Regions from separate parts of the Homo sapiens genome. Here region 2 is linked to region 1. A link is a loop called in an ENCODE intact Hi-C map of the cell type or tissue named here. Cell type or tissue: dorsolateral prefrontal cortex. All regions are shown on one strand.

Region 1 (2,500 bases):
TCAAGTTGGTAAACAATTCAAATTGTGTATTGGAGTATATATTTGAATTGGTTAAAATTGGATACCAATTCAAATGTATACATTGGAGTAGATATTTGAATTGATAAACAATTCAAATTGTCTATTGAAGTACAGCAGATTGTCTTTCCTAATGTGGATGGGCCTCATCCAATCAATTGAAGATCTGAATAGAACAAAATGGCTAAGAAGGTACTCCTCCTGCTTGACTGCTTGAGCTGAGACATCAGGCTTTTCCTGCCTGCAGACTGTACCTAAAACACTCATTCTTCTTGGCTTTCAAGGCTGCAAGCTTTCAAACTGGATCTTGCACCACTGGCTCTCCTGGGTCTCAGCAACTGCAGATCTTGGAACTTCCCAGCCTCCATAAACATATAAGCCAATTCCTTTTAATAAGTCTTTCTCCATGTGTAAGTGCCTGCAAGGAAATACGGAGACTGAGCATGGACCCTCTCCTCAGAGAGTGTGGACAAAGCCAGCAGGAGAGAGTAATAAGAATATATATATAATATATACATATATTATACATATATATATGATACACACACACACACACACACACACACACACACACACACACACACACACACAGTTTACCAATTCAGTCATGTGCTGCATAACAAAGTCTTGCTCAATGACAGACTGCATATATGGTGGTGGTGTCATAAGATTATAATGGAGCTGAAAAATTCCTACTGCCTAGTGATGTTGTAGCTCTCATAGTATCATAGCATAACACATTACCTTTTCTGTATTTACATATGTTTAGATACACAACTACTACCATTGAGTTACAGTTGCCTACAGTATTCAGTACGGTAAAATACTGTACAGGTTTGCACCCTAGGAGGAATATGCCACAGCATTCAATCTAGGTATACAGTAGGCTGTACCATCTAGGTTTGTGTAAGTACACTCTGATGTTTGGACAACAATGAAATTAGCTAACAACACATTTCTCAGAACATATCCTTGCAATTAAGCAATAATATGACCATAACAGGATATATATATCCTGTTGGTTCTGTTTCTCTGGAGAATCTTGACTAATACAGGGTCGAATTCTTATAAATAAGGAGAAATTTTTTGCTGCTGTAAAAATTGCACAAAAGTGAAAGGGTCATATTAAATTTGGAAATAGAGATATGAAATATTTAACGTAGATATTCTAAAGATAAGAAAAATGATGATCATAGTTCTGTACCATGAGACTTTAAATTGAAAGTTGGCTTTGAAAGTATTGGAAAATTCTGACTTAAAAATACAAAATATACTAAGTAAAGAGAAAAAATAGAAGAGGCACATGAAGATGCTAAGAAGACTGTAGAGGGAGCTGTCTGATCAGCTTAGATACTAAAGGACAATCTAAGATGAAAGAAAAGAACACACAATCAAAGACTGCCTTACATGCACTATTCTCTGAGAAGTAACTTATTAAACATTTGTGTGAATAAAGCTGAAATAAAAGACAATTATGTTTAAGAATTGTGTCTAGAAAATTTGTGTTCAAATATGCTAGAATTGCAAAAAATGCTGTGTGGGAAAGAAAGGGTAGGGTGCTTTGTTTTTAGCCACTGGCAAAACTAAGAAAGAGCAGAACAGACCCTGCTTGAGGATCATGCTCTAATAAATATTTTTGCAGATGGAGAGAAAGTAGATGTCTCAGTCCTGGTTTGGTTCTGTCTTCTCTTTCAAGGTATAATATTGGGCTGGGAAGGACTCTGGACTTTTGAAAGAAGGAAAAGAGTGCAGAGGGAGAGTGGAACATCAGAGAGTTTCAGCTCATACCAGACCTAGAGTTTACAGTCCACCTTCTAAGAGTTTGCAAAGGGGATTCTTAATATATTCACAGTTTGGTCATTGAAATAATCATTTATTAAGCATTCTGTCCTATTCCTGTCACCAGGCCAGACACTGGGAATACAGATGAAGACAATACAATATAATTTCCTTGGGAGTTTGAAGAATTCCAGAGTATAGGACCACAGCTGGAGATGAGGAAATGTTCTGATTTCTCCTGGGGGAATGAAGTGTGTTCCCTGAATTAGTGGCTTCCTGGTTTTTAGACAATAAGGCTTCAAACCAGGTTGACACATCCCATGTCAAACATTTGGTGGGCAATAAAAGTGAGATTCAGTCTTCTGAGTCTATAACTCATCTTACTTTGATTCTGCTCTAGCCCCTAGTCCTTCTTCTTTGCTATGTCCTCCTAGCTTCTAGTCCTTAGCTTGGTCTCTTGGTTATAACTCTGTCCTCACTCTCTGACTAAAATACTGAATTGACTTTAATTCATTCATTTAATCAACAAATATTGACTGAATGTCTGTCATATGCCAGCCTTTATTCTAGATGCTGGGGATACACCAGTGAGTAAAACAATGTCTCTGTTTTAATGGGACTTACCTCTGGTACTGGTCAAAATATAAACTCTCTCTCTCCTTCTCCTTATTATATATATATATATATAATATATATTATATAT
Region 2 (2,500 bases), 510 kb after region 1:
GTGGGAGCTCTATTTCCTAGAAACTGGGGAGGCTGGTGCTCTGGCAGATGGGGTGGGTCACTAAGCTTGAGGGCCTTCTATTGTTGTGATGCGTCTGGGGCAGGGTTACTTACCGGGGCTGACTCCACAGAGGACCATGGTGGGACCTATTAAGCCTAACTTCCTCACTCTCCTTCTCCCTCTGACAGAGTAACCTTTCTCCTTCAGAAGTTGTACAGTGGTCCAACCACAGGGTGATGGAGTGGTTACGATCTGTGGACCTGGCAGAGTATGCACCCAATCTTCGAGGGAGTGGAGTCCATGGAGGCCTCATTGTGAGTGGCTCTCTGGCCTAGCCCACCTGCCTTGGTGCAAATGGGATATTCAGAAACTTATTTATTAAGGACAAGGCACAAAAGCTAACGAAAAAAAATAGGTACTTCATCTGGAGGTCTTGCATAATTTGATGTCTCAAAGTATTTTGATAACTTGTCCTTGAGAATTAATATACCTCATGGAAGCAAGATGCCTTCTGGCAGCACCTCCTTGGCATGAGACTTGAGGATTCTAGGTCGATGGGTTGCATGGAGACCAACGCTTACAAGGCGAGGGAACAGCAGGGCTGAGGAAGGGACGGGGAAGCCGTAAAAATGCAGCTTCCCACTTGCTGCAATAGGATCCCTATCACTACTCAGATCTGTCAGTGGCAAAGCCAGAGGGGAAATGAGGAAGTGTGGTGGCTTGGATGTCATCCAGAGAAGATCCTGAGAGACAGCCTCACCAAAGAGGTCCCAGTTCTCTGCTGGTCTGTGAAAACAAGGTGGTCAGTCAGCACATGTGCTAGTATGTGCTCAGAGCCAGGCCCTGTGCCAGCCAGTGAGTGGAGTGGGACTCAGAACAAGTGACTGAGCTCCTGTCCCTCCTCTGGAGGCACCCCCAGCCCCAACAGGCCAGTCTCTCAGCATCCTCCCCCTCGAGCCATTTGTATTTGCTCCTGGCCAGGCTTGTCTCTGGTTCCTTCTTAGATCCTGGAGCCACGCTTCACTGGGGACACCCTGGCTATGCTTCTCAACATCCCCCCACAAAAGACGCTCCTCAGGCGCCACCTGACCACCAAGTTCAATGCCTTGATTGGTCCGGAGGCTGAACAGGAGAAGCGAGAGAAAATGGCCTCACCAGCTTACACACCACTGACCACCACAGCCAAAGTCCGGGTGAGTTGCAGAGCCTTTCTGGGTGGGCCCTGGGCTGCCTCCTGGCCCTCACGCAGCACAGCACCTGGCGCGATGCCCACAGCCAGAGCAGCATGCGCAGCCTGGACAAAGAGGATCTTTCAGCTTCTGCTGTGGGCTTGTGGTCTGTGAGGCCAGTCTTTGTTAAGCCAGTTCTCCACCAGTTTGGAGTCCAAGGAAGACAGTGCAGGTTTCTTTACCTAGAAAATATGTGCAGGAAGCACCTATCCTCAGGTGGCTTAGAGCTCGTCCTCTACCCCACTGCTGCTGTGACTCACCTTGCAGAGCGGAAGCGCTCCGAGTCTGGCTTTCCTTCGGTCAGGCCTGCCTGCGTGCCGCAATGCCGTGGGATCTTGGTCAAAGCTGTCCTGCTGATATAGGAAGTGCTTCCAATGGAAGCTGGTTCCATTTGTCTTGTTTCGTGAAGTGGCCAGCACACAGATACCCAGAGGTCCCCAGGTCTTTCAAGCACCAACACTACTCACTGGGGCTCCCAGAATCCCACAAAGCCCTTTAGACCTGCCTGAGCCACAGCATCCTCAGACCACATTCTTCCCAGACTACAGACCAACAGGCAACCTCTGGAGGCCAGGCTGGTCCTATCCCTGGTAGTGTTGATGCTTCATGCCCAGCTACAACTCAGGCACAGACCTCCTTCCCCAGGGGAGCAAGACAGGAAGTATGTCTGGGGGAGTCAGGCAGAAACAGTGCTGGATGACGCTAGGGCAGGGAGCAACCTGGGGCTATCCTACGCGCCTTTAGATGGTGCCAGGTGCTGAGATGGGAAAGGGTTGGGGTGCCAGCAGCTGTGCTGAGGCAAGTTCTCTGTGCTTCGCCTCAAATGCAGACCTCAAGTACATTCTAAAGGAACTCCCAGTTCATCTATGGAAATAAGAAAGTCACTTTGGTGGGGCAGCCAGGCATGAGTTTCAGGCATAGTATTGGAGGGGCAGCTCTTATTGTTCAAGATTATTTACCTATTGGCCTTTCTGCAGCATAGAAATTGCTTCCAAGAGCTCTGTTTTGTTCAGAGTCTTTCTAGGAGCAGTTTACATTATTCCTCTCCTTGAGTGCCTGCTCTTAAATTTTAAGTATATTGTCAGTCATACCTGCACACTGCCTTGATTGCCTTCTCATAATCTTGCATTTTCTGTGTTTTAGCCAAGGAAACTAGGATTTTCACACTTCGGAAACATAAGAAAAAAGAAGTTCGATGAATCGACGGACTACATTTGCCCAATGGAGCCCAGTGACGGTGTCAGTGATAGTCACAGGGTCTACAGTGGCTA

The links. Hi-C counts contacts between places; a loop is a spot of excess contacts. Peaks named below come from ENCODE experiments on the same cell type or tissue, not always from the same donor. Only the 100,000 strongest peaks of a DNase experiment are listed, where the experiment ranks them.
Region 2: a loop joins it to region 1, with 4 times the contacts of the local background. A loop is called at or near these places in 3 of 110 quality-filtered maps.

Annotation. Positions count from the first base shown.
Region 1 is chr11:7,142,750-7,145,249 of GRCh38, forward strand. No RefSeq gene overlaps it. Among named protein-coding and RNA genes, the nearest start is that of RBMXL2, 55 kb to the left of the region's middle. In dorsolateral prefrontal cortex, CTCF peaks have their summits at 1,350 and 1,553; no DNase peak of the experiment used is centred here.
Region 2 is chr11:7,650,652-7,653,151 of GRCh38, forward strand. It overlaps PPFIBP2 (PPFIB scaffold protein 2), which reads left to right. Exons shown (of 24, transcript NM_003621.5): 22 at 189-314; 23 at 1,005-1,193; 24 at 2,373-2,500. Among named protein-coding and RNA genes, the nearest start is that of CYB5R2, 22 kb to the right of the region's middle. RefSeq lists an enhancer at 222-1,421. In dorsolateral prefrontal cortex, no CTCF peak of the experiment used is centred here; DNase peaks (open chromatin) are centred at 890 and 1,260; H3K27ac peaks cover 2,500 bases.